Regions from separate parts of the Mus musculus genome. Here region 1 is linked to region 2. The links are chromatin loops, found by intact Hi-C in ENCODE. Cell type or tissue: left cerebral cortex. All regions are shown on one strand.

Region 1 (8,000 bases), 53 kb after region 2:
TGCTGTTTGATTGTGGGGACTAATTGACAGCCAGGGCTAGCGACTGTTGTAGCACATTACATCTGTAGAATTCCAATGCTTGGCTGGAGCACAGAGTCAAGTCAGAGGCTGAGGACCGGGCTTGTGTTCTCTGAGTCCTTTCTCAAAGGCTCTTTTAAGAAGTCTGATAATCAGAAGGGCGATGTGTTTTCTAATTAAAAGCGGTTCCCTTTCTGCCCCCCACCCCCCACCCCCAGCTTTGTTTTGGCTTCCTTCCCTGAGTCAAGGGACCTCCTGGGAGGCTGGCTAAGAAGAGACTCACAGGCTCTCAGAACCTATGGCAATCTCTGAGGACAATGTGACCTGGCTGCCTGCCTCCAGCAAGGTTATCTCTATGCTTCCCTTGCTGGAAGCCCAGAGAGGTTAGGTGTGGCACACAAGGTCACACAGCTGGAGGAAGATGTTGCTGTACTCTGTGGTAGGCTGGAGCAAACAGCCAGTCACTGGGGACAAATAAACCTTGGGAATGATGGGAAGTATTTTCCCAGCATCCTCCAGTTTTCCCTGTGGGGCTGTTGAATTAGCCCTGTCTCTCTCAAGAACCAGACCCTTGTATGGGCAGCTAACAGTTGGGAGCTTGTAGCCTTAACCCACTCAGGACAGCCCTCTCTGCGGTCTGTACTCTGCTCTGCTCCTGTCTTCTGTTTCTCAGCAGCCATAGCAGTGACTCATTGAACCTCTCTTGCTTTGGGGCCTGATGCATCTCCATATCAGACAGTGCCACAGGCTGCTGTGTAGGGCACACAGGGTAGGGCATCCTCAGGTGAACTCCTGGAGGCCGTCTTCTCCCTGTAGGAATTAGAGTTTGGGGCTCCTGTGCACAGTCACAGAGAGGAGCCAGTGAACGGAGTCCAGAGGCCCTATGCACAGTCCTGGAGGGACCAGCCGGAGCCTTCAGCCTCAGCTGCTGCACAGTGTCATATGTGCCCTGCCCCCACATATTCCTTCTGCCACAACCCCCAGGATAAGGTCGGAGCCACTCTACATTGACCCCTTCTTGAGTTGTCAGGACAATTTTAGGACGTGAGATGATGACAGTATGCATTGTGTCGCACCGCCACCATGGTTCAGAAGAGAGTCTACTTACTTACTCTGAAATCCATACAGTCATTTATATCTCACAACAACCTAAAGAGTCAACACCATCACTACCTGTTTTACAGGTAGGGAAGCAGAGGAGAAGCCTCAGAGAGGAATTAACCACTCATTCACATAACTCAAGGAGCCAACTTGCTGGTCCACATTGGTTCTTTTTAAAGGAACCAGTCATTGTGGTAGCTTTATAGTGGATCACACAGTAGGTATTCACAAACACACTAAGGGTGTTAGACTGAATCCAAGACTGTGCCCCATGCCCACCACACCCCACACCCCTGGGAGGGTTCCACTCCCAGAGCTGCCAGGAGAAAGAAGTGCCAGGTTTCACCCAGCTGAACTGTAGCAGCTACAAGGTACAAGATCTTCAGGTCAAGACCTCCGGGCTCTAATTCCAGCTCCAACCTGGGAGTAATTCCACATCACTTTCTCCCCTAGACCTCAGTACTTCCATCTGGAAAATGGGGAGTTCATGAAGTGACCTCTAACATTTACAATCCCCACCATCTCATTCCTTACTCTCTCCTTCTCCGCACCCGCCTGATTGCAGAGTCCTGAGGGAACTTCCGGGTGAGTGGGGCCTAAGCACAAGTTTGGATTTCCACAGCAATTTAGAGCAAGTCCCTGGATTTCTGGGAAACGGATGAGTCTCAGAGCAGGGACCAAAGCCAGGGAGGAGGGGAGGAGTCTTTGGCTCTCTAGTTCTCACCGACTGTCCACCTTGGAGGCTATGGGCTATGCCAGGGCCACACCCTCATCAGAGTTGGAACTTGAGCTACATGCCTTCTCCCTCCAGCATGGGAAGCCTGCCAGGCCCAAGAATCCGTGCTGCGGCAGAACGAGATTTGGCATACAATCTGACTTTTATTTTAGAGGCTGTTTCTAGGAAAATTTCAAGGACCTCCGAGACCTGATAATCTGGATGTGGGCACCGTTCCCCACCCCACCCCCACCCCAGGCAGTCTTTGTACAGGGATGGGGGCTGAAAGTCAACATTGATTTAGTGCTTGCTGTATTATATGCCTGGCCCAGGAACTCCTTTAGTCTTTATCCACAGCCCTACCCTGTCAGCAGCAGTACTTTTGTTGTTGTTGTTACAGTCTAAAAAGATGAGCTCACACAGCAAGACACTAATGATACAAGGAAGTAGTGATCAGATATCCAAAGCCCAGGGCCCATCTAGGACCATGCTTTACAGTTATTTTTTTGATCTTCGGTTTGAATCCCAATTCCTTAACCTGCTTGCTGTGTGACCTTGGATGAGTTTCTTGCCTTCTCTGTGCCTCTCCCTTCCTTCCTTTGGACCAAGAAGTCAATGTCCTCTGCAGAGCTGTGATGAGAAATTATCAATAACACAGGTGCTACATGGGGCCCGTCGGGACAGGAACACTCTGGGAGTTACTGTTTGTGACAGAGAGACCTATCAGACTGCTGACTGGGCACTTAGCTGTAAAATTCAATTACTCCGAAATTCTTAGTAACTAAGACAGAGCCTAAAATAATATCTCCACGGATGTTTTCAAAGATGTGCGATGAGGGTACCCATCAATGCACACACATCCCACCCCGGGGGGGGGGGGGGAAGCTGAAACCCCTTAGCTATCCAGCTGTCTTCTTTCTTACCAGGGAAGAAAAGGCACCTTCAAGAAACAGAGACCCAGGGAGTCTGGTATGCATGCAGGGCCAAAGCACTCAGAGGCAGACCTTGGGCGGAACAGTCTCCTCCCATCCACCCAGCTCCTCAGTGAGGGTACCTCATGACCTGTTGCAGGTACCTAGTCAGAGAGGTGCTTCTATGCCTGTAGATGAAGGGTGGGGGTGGCAGCTAGGTTCCACCTAAGGCCCCCAAAGCCTGTGATTGACCCCCCAGCTGCACAGCCGATGACTGAACATGCCCAGAGCACCACCTTAGCCATGGGAAGGCTGGACACCACGATTCTCCCCCAATCACTGGGCAGTTGAGGCATGAGGGGGCTACCCAGCTTGCCCAAGCTTGAGGCATGTGGAGTGCTGAAGCCAGATCAAGTGATTGAGGTTGGGGGTCAATACTTGTCTCCCTCAATCTCCCCGGTATGAGCATTTCCTGCTGTGTAGAGACGGGGACATTTTTAGACTGGGTGGAAATCTTGGGCCTGAAAAGTTCTGCTGTGGGGGATTTGGCAAGACCTGCCTAGAACCAGGCCTGGATGACCCAGCTTCTCAAAGCAGACTCTGGAAGGCATTGTGTGGGTAGACCGGCATCAGGAGAGGGAGTGGGATCCGGGGGCTACGCGGCGCACAGTCATCACCAGCCCTGCAGATTGATCCATATTGTTGTCTCTGTGGGGTCCACCATCCCTGCCTGCGTAGCCTCCTCCAGCACTCCAAGGCCCCCACTTCTCTTCCCGGTGAAGAGTGTAAAGATAGCAAATAAAATCATCAAACTTGTCCTTTTCCTTTTTCAAAGATGTCCCTGCTCTGCAGTTGCCATGGTGACACCTGCCAGAATTTCTGAATTCAGAACTCAAAGCCCTCCAGTGGCCTCAGCTGCCTGCCCCCACTTCCTTCCCCTGCCCACCTTCCACCTTGCTCAGGCTCCACCCACCCCCGGCTGTGCCCATCCAACTCTACCCCTGTGAGGCCTCACTGGAACTTCCGTCCCTACCCAGGCCCCACCCACCACTCGCCACTCCCCTTGCAGGCCCCACCCAGCACAGCTCCATTTGCTGGCCCATTCCTGTCAATCAAAACTCCGCACCTTCCCATGCCAAGTCCCTGCCAGTTCCACCCCTTCCCAGGCCTCATCCAGCCCAGCCCCAACCTGCATAGCTCCACCCGTGACCGCCCCACTTTCTGCTCCAGCCCTTTCTCCTGCTCCTCAAGGCCGGTCAGGTGCCTGAAAGGAAGGGCTCAGACAGGGTAAAGTAGACTACAGAAGAGGCCAGGATCCAGGCAGATAAGTGACAGTAATGAGCTCCCGTGTGGCACAGTCCTGCCAGGGACACAGAGACATGACTAAGCTGCCAAAGGACTGCCTGCTCTGCCCGCCACCTCCCTGTCCCCACCACAGCTGCTGTCCCGGATGTTTCCCTGATCTTTTTTCTGACCTTTGGAATTCTGTCTGTGTCTTCTCCCATGGAGGCACAGAGGGGCACCAGAGTAGCTGAGAGAAGATGGTGTTTCTGAGCCTGACTCTGGGCACACCGCTTCAGTCCCCAGAATGGAACTTCCTCACTGGCCTGTAAACTCCAGACACTCAGTGCACGCCACCTGCCACTTTTCCTGCTTCCAAATGACCCTTCATCCCCTGGAAAGCTTGCCTTCCTCCAGGGCCAGAAGGCCATGGTCAGGTACCCCATTGTCTCCCCCACTTTTTTCTCAGAACTTGAACCCTAGAGCCGCTGGCAAAGCTGGCATCTTGTCTACCTCCACTCACCCTAAACCCACTCACCCTTCCTGGGGTCACAGGGCTTCTCAGGGAGGTTTGTTCTCCAAGGGTTCACCTTGACCTTTGGTGGAGTCTCTTTCTAATGAGGACTCTGAGCTCTATTGGTGATGAGGGCCATTTAACAAGCACTTATGTGTGCCAGCTCTCTAGGGGATGCTGGGTCAGCTCCTCTGAGCATCCAGTAGCCCCCAGGAACTACACAGAGTGCATAGTCTTCAGCCCTACGGTGTGTTGGGTAGAGTCACCATCCGGTAGCGGAAATGAGGATAGCAACATGGTCTGGGGATGGATAAGGACTCCTGGATGCCCAGAGCTAGAAACGGGATCCCCTCCCTTGAATCCCAAACACACCCTGGAGCACCTGAATCCCACACTGCAGCTTTGAGGCCAAGTTGAAGATCACCCGCAGAATCATTCCCTCCCAACCTTGAGAGCATGCCTGGCTCAGAGAGAAGGACTGCCTCCATCTATGCTTTTGTTTTGTGGTGAGAGGAGATTTTTGTTTCTCTAGACGTATAGCCCTGGATGTCCTGCCTCAGATCTGCCTGCCTCTGCCTCTTGAGTGCTGGGATTAAAGGTGCAGCATCTGTCCATTCCTGATACCAAGGGCATGGACTTCTTCAAGAGGCAACAGGGGGGAGCCGGATATCCCCCCCAGGTTTCTTGTCTACCTCTACCTGATCTGGAGGGCAGGGGCTGGCTGTCCTATATGTCTCAGGTTAGTACATCACGGATATCCCTTCCTCTCCCCTTGGAGCTCGTTCACATGGATGCGTGTGCTCGCACACACGCACACACATGCGCGCACACACACACACACATGCACACACACACACACACACGCACACACACACACACACACACACACAGAGAGAGAGAGAGAGAGAGAGAGAGAGTTTCATGTGAGGATGGAGAGCTTCCTGGGGCAGGTGGTAGCCCTGACAGGAGCAGAGGGTGATAAGACATGAGACAAAAGTCTACTGAAGCTTCCCTCTTCCAAGGAGACCCCTGCCCTTCCTAGAGAGCTGCAGTTCTCCGGCGCCACTCCCTAACTCTCCTGCTCTTCTCTGCTGCAGCCTGCTGAAGCTGCAGTTCCACTCACTGGCCTTGTCCCCACCAAGTCCTCAACAAGCTCTCCCTGAAGCCGCTCCTTGTGCAGACCACACCCAGAGTGTTTCAAAGGACACACAAATCACCTACGAAGCCGCTCCCCCTGAAGGCCTGAGCGGTGGCCCATCCAAGCTGTCCAGACAAGTATGAGCCTCAGGTGTTCAAGACACTCTCCTAAGGGCAGACTTGGAAGGGCTCTATCTTAGACTCCAGTCCTGACCTGTGGCTGTCTGGACTCACTCCCTAGGGATCCAGACAGAGTTCTTATGAGCTTTGAGGTATAAAATGCAGCATCAGGTCTCCATCCCAAGAGAACTCTTTTTTTTTTCTTCTTTTTCTGTTTACGAGGTATGCCCAGGTAAGAGTCAGTGGAGTCGGCCCCTCCCCGCACACTCAGGCTGCAATCTGACTGGATAGAAGTTGCTGCCATTCAGGAGCCAGGAGACAAGTCAAGTGAAACACAATAAGAACCACACTGAAGCTCTGGCTACTGTAAAAAAACCCCAGAAGAGGACCTGAGGGTCCTAGGAGACCACTCATGAACAAGACCCATGGACGTGAGAACTCTGCATCCACTTTCCTCAGACTCCAACCAACACTCACTCTGTCTATGTAAGGAGGAGCTCTCAGGTAAGTCGCAGGGTGCAAAAATGTGTCAACTGTCAGGCCAAGAAGGCCTGGGTGCACTCACACAGAATGCTGTCACAGAGTCACTCCTGGACATCACAGGGTCACAGAGCCCCTTCCCTCCCACCGTGCACAGTTCTGACTTTGATTAAAATCTCAAGATGAATTGTTCCCTGTGACAGAGTGGCCCAGCCTGGAAGTCATAACCCCTTCAGCCGTTCAACATGTTTATGGTGGCGAGAGGACACTTAATGTGGCCGTTAAAATGCTGAGCTGAGCCATCAGTTCGCTGTGGATATACGCAATATGTTTGCTATCTGCAGCTGGCCCCGCTCCCCTGGAAGGAGATGAATCAGTGGCCGATGCTGCCAGCCACGAGAAAAAGTCCTGTGCCGTGACAATAGGCTCCACACAGAAGAGAAGCCTCTGTCCCAAGACCTCCACATATTGGGCTAGGGCAGGCTGCTGGCCTGAGCTGGGAGAACTTGTGGTGTGAGGCATACCTGGGAGCTGGACTTCCAGCCCCTGAGAGGACTTGGGGTGAAACCAGGGAGCGCTGCTGCAGGCATACTTGCCTATCACAGGCCACTAGGCCAGGCTTTCAGTGTAAGCGGTCCCAGGACAGCCTGAGACATGGTTTGATAGCGCACACCTTTTATTTGGAAGATGACCCCTGTAAACACTGAGAAGGGATCAGAAGCTAGATTGGAAAGAAAAGGTGTGAAATGAATGTCTATTGCCACAGCCGTGGGCAGCCAGAGGCCTCTGGGGGCTTCCAGGAGACTCAAGGTGTAGTATAAGAAACAGCCACATTCACCCATCTGTCCCTCCTGCATGGAAAGAGGGACCAGCATGGATGTGCTAGTTGGCCACCTTTGGAGGGCTGCTTAGGGACAGGAACAAAAGCAGAATCACTGTTATACTGATGCAGGTGGATTGTGTTCACTTCCTAGGGGCCGGACAGAGCCTAGGGACCAACGAGCATCAACCCCCTGACTTCGCACGAACTCATGTGTCCAAGGTCTGGTGGAATCCCTAAGCACGGAGGAACTCAGCAGGTGACAAGGTCCTGTGGCAGGTCCCTGCAGGCTTCAGGGTACCTCTAGGGCCAGAGAGGATGGTGCACTGGGACTTTCTAGAGTGGAGGTGGGCAGAGGACCAGATGAATTTCTGGATTCATCTCTTGGTGCAGACTAACCCCCAGCCATGACCTGTGGTTACACAGGGCTCATTGCAGGTTTGTTCTGGAGGGAGCTGTGCAGAGACAAGTCACGGGGGGTGAGGGAATGGAAAGTTAATCTAAAGGGGAAGCGCAATGGAGTCCCTCAGGGAATTTTCAAGTGAGCAGAAAAGTGAGGGGTGAGGCCTGGTGGGGACAAAGTAATGGGATATATTTAATACTGTGTCTTGTGCTGGGAAAGTGAATGAGTAGATAAAATGCTTACAGAAGCAACATGAGAATCCAAGTTCAAGACCCAAGCATCCGCATACACTGCCTACCATTCCATCACTGGGGAAGCAGAGGCAGGTAGATTCCCAGAACTCACTACACAGGCACTTGCCCTCTGGCCTCTGCAGGCACATGCACATGTGCACACACACATCAAAACCAAGTAAAAATAAAAGCAGAGCCATGCCTCAAACACTCCAGGACGTTCACGGTCCAAGCTATGAGGGGTTTTGAGGAAGAGGAAGAAGGGAA
Region 2 (8,000 bases):
CTCTGTTCCCACCCACCAAACGTACCACACTCAGACCCAGGCAATTCATTGACTTCTGTGTGAGCTGGGGCAAATCACCTTTCCACTGTGCTTCAGCCACTTCTTATGTTCTAGAATACTGCAAGTATATTGCCAGAATGAGCTGGTTAGCAGGGTATTGCTGCCAGAGGACTATGCCAGTAGGTCCCCAACTACAAATATACACAAGGTTTAACACACAAGCTCCCTGGGCTCTGGGCTCAAATCCTCTACAACTCACTGGCTGTGTGTTTGTTACTTCATTTCTCAGACCTTTGGTCTTCCTGTTTGTAAAATAGCTTACAACCTTGCTTAAACTTATATGAAGATTATATATGATGTGTGAGTATGTGTACACTGGCCCATGTGTGTGTGTGGGGGGGGTGGCACATGTGTGTGCACATGTACATGTTCATTGGCCATAGCAATCACTAGGCAAGAGAAAGCAACTGAGGCTGTTGTCAACCATGAGTCTATACTAAGGAGTGAGCATTTGGAACCATGCCCTTAAGGGAAGCTGTCCAGGGTGGCTAGGCCCAGAACTTGCCTACCTGTCTACTTTACCCTGTCCTTTGCTACCTCTGCTCCTTTGTGACCTCTCAGTAGATGCCCTACTCACAGGCAGGTTGACCAGATGTACAAAAAGTAGTATCTCCATACTGTGGAGACATAGAGGTTCCTGGGGCTCACTGGCCAGTCAGTCTAAACAATTGGAGAACTCCAGGTTTAATGAGAGACTGTCTCAAAAATCAAGGTGGAGAACAATAGAGGAAGCAGCCAGTGTCAACCTCTGGGTAGGGCCATGTCTCTGTGAGGTGGATGGAGCTGACGATGTTACCTCCTAGAGTGCTCTACAGCTCAAAGGTTTTCAACACAACTAAAGCCCAGAGCCAGTTTTCTTTGGAGTCCCCAGAGGCCATTACCTTCTTTCCCTCCCCTTCTGCACACAGGATACCCACCACAGGCTGGAAGAAGAGCAGTCACTCCTGGCAGTTGGTGATTTACTGATGTCTTTATCCACAGTCTGATATTTCACGGTTCCCAGGGCTTTGCTGGAGTAAATATGACCTTTTATCCTTCGCTTTGTTTAAGACTCAAGGTCAACAGCCCAGCTGTGATCTACCAGTTACTTTGTCTGCCAGACATCCTTGCATTAGAAGCTCACACCAGAGATTCACAGCTCCACTCTTAGCCCTTCTTGCCTGCCTGGCTGGTGGTGCTAGGGATAGAAAGCTGTGACCATGTGGCTCTAGGGAAAAGATGGCTCTTGGAGGGCTGAGACTAGGTCATTACTCTCTGCTGCTGTCTGCCCCAAGTCTGCCTGTTGTTAGGGTCAAGGCATGGCCTGGTTTTGGGTTTTTTGTTTTTTTTGTTTTTTGTTTTCTTGTATGCTCAGAGGTGGTGATAGCAGCCAGTGTAGCTGTGACTCAAATTGTAAGTTATAAATTAGAACGCCTGAGAACTCGGCCACCATTTCTGTCTGCAAGGAGAAGACCTGCATCTACCTGACTCAGATGGACTCTTCCAGTCCCTCTAAGCCACATCCTGCCCTCAATTCAAAGCTTTGTTCCTCAGATATCATTAGCACTGCCTGAAAAACTTCTTGCACTTGTGTAAGTGCGACTCCTCTGAAGTGCCCGCCCACTTTCTACTTGTCTGTGGGTGGATGACAGGAGAGTCAGCTGGGCTCATACATTCTCTGTTTTCTCACAGCATCTCCACTGGAGATGTGGATGATAATTCTGGGGGTGTCAGTGAGGAAGAGAATAGGTAACAGGATAATGTGAAAGTGAATGGAGTCACCGGCCTTGACTTAAACATGTCATCTGTAACTATCACCCCCAGATCCACCTCACACCTCAAAGCCTCTCTTGTCCTGGGAGAAGTATGGAGACACTCTTTGTAGAGTATGGCAGACCAGGGCTCAAACTTTCTTTCTTAGGAGGCCAGAGATGAAGAGATGAGCTTAGGTTACATGCCAGGTCCGTTTGTTACATCTGAGAACTTATTCACTCCTGAGCCTTGTGGGGGATGGCCCTTCTCAACACACACACACACACACACACACACACACACACACACACACACACACACACACACCAGATCTCTATAGACGAGACCTGTCCTTAGGCCTGACTCCAAACTTATCTTCGTATAAGGACCACTGCAGCAATGTGGAGAGTGGGAGTGAGGGGTGGGGTGATTGGTAAAAGAGAAGGCTAGTGTGGGTAAGCTTGGACTGTCTTGTTCTTACTCTGTTTTTTTTTTCAAGCGGTGAAATTGGGGGAGGGGGAGGTCCCATTTTAAAGCCAGAAGAACCAAGTCCAAGATAGCTGTGCTGATCAAGGAGCTGGATAGAAACCAAGAATCTTGGCTTTTCCCTTTTCCCCATCCCAAGTTCTCTCAGGCTTTTGGCCATATACCTAGGAAATGCTCTTAGTTTTCTGTAGCTGCTAAGACTTCCACTGTGCCCTTCATAGCTTCCTCTATTGTCCATTACCCAAAGAAACCACACCAGTCCCTCCTAGTTTTCTGCCCATTATAGGCAAAAAACGAACAAATGAACAACCACCTCAGAATTTTGGGTCCTCTGATCTGTGATAGTTTGGGACGGGGTCCTCTGAGCCTTCTCACATGTAAGGTGAGGAGAGTACAATCTGAGTCTCAGCCACAGCCCACCACCTGGAAGCTTTCCCAGTCCCTGTCCTGGGGGAGAGAGAACCGCTGACTCCCAGCCACACCCACATGGAGTTTTCCAAGCTTTTCCACTCAGACCTTCTTGGCAACAGTCAAAGTCGGGGGAGGAGATGAGCACAGGCTGGGAGCAGCCTTGGCATCAGCTCAGCGAGCACGAGGTGGCATTTTGATGGGTGGTAAAAATATCTCCCAAGTGTTCAGGGCCAGCTGCCACCCCACCAGCATCGTAACTTCTCAGATCCTGTCCCCATGCCGAGAACCTGAAAAGCCCACTCTGTCCACATGTCCTAGGGGATAAAGCACAGGTCACCAAGACCCTGATCTCAGGCCACTCTTATATCTGTAATAGCTACTTCTGTCATGGCCAGATACTAGCACAAAAAGGGGGGGGGGGGCTGTCAGAAGTGCTGTGGCCAACCTAATGGGCTAATTAAACAGTATCATAAATAATGACTATCAGGGATGCTAGGATGTGGCCCAGTGAGTAGAGTGGTTGCTTAGCATCACGAGGCCCTGGGGGTCCATCTCCAGCCCGGCACAAAGCAGGTGTGGTTATACATGCCTGCAATCCCAGCATTTGGGAGGTAGAATCAGGAGAACCAAAATTGGAAGGTCATCCTTAGCTACATTGAGAGTTGGGGGCCAGCCTAAGCTACAAGAGACCCTGTAAAAAGTCTGGAAGGCAGAGTGAGAATAAAAAACAAACAGAGGAGAGAGAGAGAGAGAGAGAGAGAGAGAGAGAGAGAGAGAGAGAGAGAGAGAGAGAGAGAGAGAGAAAGAAAGAGAGAGAGAGAGAGAGAGAGAGAGAGAGGTGAGGCAGAGAAGCTGGGTCAGCAATGCAGTTGCAGGCTGAGCTATACACTGAGAAGTCAGAGTGCCTGCCCTGCTCCCTACTAGGAGTCTTTCAGGGGCCACAATAAGGTTCCCCAGCAGAGAAAAACATAACCAGTGCTCTGTCAGACGACTTAACATGGCCCTGTCTTGAGACATCTGGTAACTCCCACATCACATCCTAGTGGCTTTTGCATGGGTGTGAGTGCCAAGAGACAAGAGGCTCTCTAGACAGGGCAGGGCTCTCATCCGTCTAGAACTAATCGACCTCACTCATCTTCTCTCTAGGGCCACTTGGCTTCATCACAGCACCCCTCTGCTCTGCTTTCAAATCCTCAGTGGCTCCTCCTCCTATAAGGTAAAACCCAAGCCTTGCTCTGACCACTGAGGACCTTCCTGGTGTAGTCCCACCCCCACCTCCAACTCACTCCCTGCCACTCTGCCCCAGATGCTCCCCCACCCCCAGAGTCCTTGCTGCCTCTCTAACAGGACAACAGGACCAGCACATTCTGACCCAAGAGCATTTGTGCACTGATTCCTCAGCCCGGCTATTTCTATCACTTCAGGTCTTTGACCCCATTCCACTCCTTGGAGATGCCATCTCTGATTGCCCACAATAAACAATAGCCTAAGGCTGTCTCTTTGCTTTTTTTTTTTCCATAGTGCACATTTAAAATACAATTTTAGAGTTGGGCGTGGTAGCACACACCTTTAATCCCGGCACTTGGGAGGCAGATGCAAGCAGATCTCTCAGTTCCAGTACAGCCAGGGCAATACTTAGAAACTCTATCTAGAAAAACCAAAATTTATATTAAATTTAATTAATTAAAATAAATTTTTAAAATTTAAAGACTTATTTTATGTATGTATTTGTATATATGTATACATGTATAGTGTGGGTGTGTGTATCAGAGTGCAGGTGCCATTGGAAGCCAGAAGAAGCAGATCCTTAGCAGTTGATGTCACTGACTAGTGTGATTTGCCCAGTGTGGGTGTCAGAAACCAAATTCAAGTCTTCTGCCAGGGTAGTACATGCTTTTAACCTGAGCCTCTCGCCAGACTCTAAAACATTGTTTTGTGTTTTAAGACAAGCTTTTATGTAGCTCAGGATGATTGGACTCAAGATAAGAGTTTAGGATGACCCTGAATATCAAATCCCCCTGAATGCCTCCACCTCCTGAATACTGGGATCAGAGGCACACACCACCATATCTAGTTTCTTGTGATGCTGAGAATTGAACCCTAGGCTTTTGTGCATGCTAGACAGGTACTCTAATGGGCTACATCCACTGCCCCATATCTTAAATTCTTTCCCTCTTATCTCTTTCCCTCTTAGACCTGAAAGCTTCTTCAAAAACCAAGCCTTTGACTATATTGTTTCAACCAGGAATCTTGTCCAGAAACCCAGTAACTATTTTCTGCCTTGACTTACCTGCAAAGAGGCACCACATCTGCAACTGTAATCAGAATAGACCTCTTCTCCCTTATAGCTGCTTTTATTGGGTTGTTTTTATCATAGCAACTGAAGTAAAGCCAAAGCAACCAGGAAAGAGCAGAGAGCAGAGCCCTGCCCCTCCCCCATCCTCGTATTGGCTGCTCATACTCAGCACAGACGTAAGATAAGTGCCCCCCCACGCTGCTCTGTGTGGGAACTTCCCACAGGCTCTGCAAATCGTCTCTTTGGAGAGTTCAGAGTTCAAGTCTCAGAGTCAAAGATGAGGTGCACATGGTACAATGAGGCTGGACCAGGAGCCCTGGGTTTCTCTCTCTCCATGTAAGGAACTACCCCAGCAATGGATTGCAAATGTTCCATAGATCAATGCCAATGTAGATCCATGAGGCTGTGACCCCAGCAGTGCCTGGGGAGGTCTAAAGGTCTAAAACATCAGATGCCCAGCCTGAGCCAACTAAGTAGGTGGTGGTGGATGTCACAGCAACCAAGGGGTCCTAAGGTACAGTCTGGGTTGGAGGCTCAGCACTACAGATCAACAGGAGGAGACCCAATGCCTGGACATCAATCTTCCCTGACTCCTGCATAGCCCAGCTGTCTCCGAGGAGCCAGGTCCTATGAACACTCCTAGGAAAGGAGTGTTTGGTATCTGGTATTGCTCGGAAGCCTGTGGCCACCGGCACTGTCTTCAGGTTCCTGATGCTCCCCAAGACTCTATTACTTCGATACCACTCAAACATGTATGGATATCACAGGGCTGGTTTACTCTTACTAGGAGGGAAGTGAATGAATTTTGGGAGAGAGAGGGGTCCAGAGCTACCCTCAACTTCAGGGATGTCCCCAGCCAAAAATCTCTTCCAGAGCAAGGGGAATGAAAAGAAGAATTGGTCACCTCTCAACAGCTTGAATCTGAGATGTGTCACCTTTGAGCTAGTAAAAGGGACAGGATAGGAACATGGTGGTTTGATCGGATCTTTGACAATGCACCCTGCGAAGTATCTTCCTATGCACAAGCCTGTTGGGGATTTTGAAAGTCTCCTGTTGTCACGCTTATGTGTCCATTGGAACTTCCAATTGAATGGCAGACATTTCTGACCAGGCAAACATACTTTCTACTTTTATCATTCATCAAATCACTTGTCCCTTTTATAGCTCTCCTGGATTAGGAAAATGAAGACACATGGGTCAGCCTGGCAAATAGACAGCACAAGGCTGTCCAGAAGGGAAAGGATTAGTACTTCCAGCCCTAGTACTTCTTCTTGGCTTTAGTATGTCCAGGTCCTAGTGGTACTCCCTAGTCCTAGTACTGCTTGGCCTAAGTACTTCCTGGTCCTAATAACTCCTGATTCCAGTACTTCTTGGTCCTGATACTTCTTGGTTCTAGTACTTCTTGAACTCAATACTTCCTAGTTCTAGTACTCCTTGGTCTCAATATTCCCCATTTCAGTACTTCTTGGCCCCGATAATTGCTATTTTCTAGTATTTCCGTGTCCCCGTGCTTCTTGGTTCTAGTATTCCCTGACCTCAGTACTGACTGGTCCTAGTACTTCTTGGATGACTATGAAGAATACTCATTCAAACTTATGTAGTTCCTTCTCTGTCCCAGACCGTGAAACTTGCAAGACGTAATCTTGAACCCATTTTACAGATGAACAGAACAAGACTGAAGACAGTGACATGCCTTGCCTTTGGCTGTAGGATTAGTAAATGAATCTGGGTATAAGTCAAAGGCTTCGAGAGTTCTAGCTGCCCCTCCATCTTCTCTATAGTTCGAGCTGTACCCAGCTTTGCAGAAATGTGCCATACAATGTAGTGGAAGTCATTGGTTGGCTCTTCTGGCAAATCCCCCACTTCGCTCCTATCCTTTCCTTTCTGTTCTTCCCTCTACATAGAAAGGACTTTCAGCAGCTTGGCTCCAGCAGACATTTTGTACTGGGGCAAATACTGAGCTGAGGGTAGTAAGGGAGCAAAACAGAAAGGGGCTGGATCCTTGGTGACTAGGCAACCCAGAAAAGCAGAGCCCCAACTCTCTTTTCCTGAACTCTTTTTAAAAGAGGGCATACTGGTGACTCCCCCAACCCCCCTCCTCGTTCTTCCTCTTCCTCTTCTGCTGCTGCTGCTGTGAGGCCTCTGGTAACTTGGTCTCTTGGCTGCCATAACCACCTGGTACACTTTGGATTTCAGAGAGCCACATCCTGCCCATAGTAGCAGGGTGGTAGCCCTGGGTGGCTGTTTCTGAGTAGGACCAGGGTTCGGGTTGGCACCCTTGTTCCCAGCTTATGCCAACATTGCTGGCACTTGAAATTATAAAGAAGTGATACTGATCAGAAAAATCCCCCAAATTCGAGGCTGAAGTGGGTGCCTGGCCCATGTTCCAGCTTTCCAGGACCCTAGGAGGCTTTAGTAAAATGACCCACAGGGTGAGCCCTGGTGTGGGTGGAGCCAGGGCTCATTCTTACCCTTCCTATCCCTCTACTTGTGGGTACATGATTTCAATAGGAAGAGAAGTTATAAAAGGATGCGTCCTCAGAAAGGCTGACTTGATGTGAACCCCCCCCCTCACAGCAGCATTGTCTTGTCTCTCCAACTTCAAATGATGCATATTCCTCTCTTTCTATCTGTGGGTGCTCAGCACCCCTTCAGGAGAAGCCTGCCTGCCTAGGGACATAGGCAAGTCCTGAACACAGGCAGAGGCCCCTGCACCTCACATGCCCTCCTCCCTTCAGGAAACAAATATCCTGATTTGTTCCCCCACTGTCTCCAAACTTTCGGGGTGGTGGAGAGCAGGGAACTGAGATATGACCAGATGGAATGGTGGTGGTGTAGACTCCATCTTTATATCCCTTTCCTAGGGCAAGGTGGCGGGATTGACAGTGCAGCAAATAACAAGCATAAAGATTGGTATTGGTATCTCAGCTTGGCAAGCTCTAGAACCATCTAAGAGGCCAATCTCAGGCTAGTCTGTGAGGAAGTTTCTGGAATGGGATAGGTGAGGAAGCTGCAG

The links. Peaks named below come from ENCODE experiments on the same cell type or tissue, not always from the same donor. Only the 100,000 strongest peaks of a DNase experiment are listed, where the experiment ranks them.
Region 1: it touches region 2 in a loop (11-fold over the local background); 2 of 42 quality-filtered maps call a loop at or near these places.

What each region holds. Positions count from the first base shown.
Region 1 is chr17:49,025,881-49,033,880 of GRCm38, reverse strand. All of the region lies in intron 1 of Lrfn2 (leucine rich repeat and fibronectin type III domain containing 2), which reads right to left. Among named protein-coding and RNA genes, the nearest start is that of 1700008K24Rik, 84 kb to the left of the region's middle. In left cerebral cortex, no CTCF peak of the experiment used is centred here; DNase peaks (open chromatin) are centred at 242, 2,003, 3,433 and 3,725; H3K27ac peaks cover 2,316 bases.
Region 2 is chr17:49,078,986-49,086,985 of GRCm38, reverse strand. The region is part of intron 2 of Lrfn2 (leucine rich repeat and fibronectin type III domain containing 2); the gene reads right to left. Among named protein-coding and RNA genes, the nearest start is that of 1700008K24Rik, 31 kb to the left of the region's middle. In left cerebral cortex, no CTCF peak of the experiment used is centred here; DNase peaks (open chromatin) are centred at 2,344, 2,824, 3,731, 4,557 and 3 more places; H3K27ac peaks cover 1,180 bases.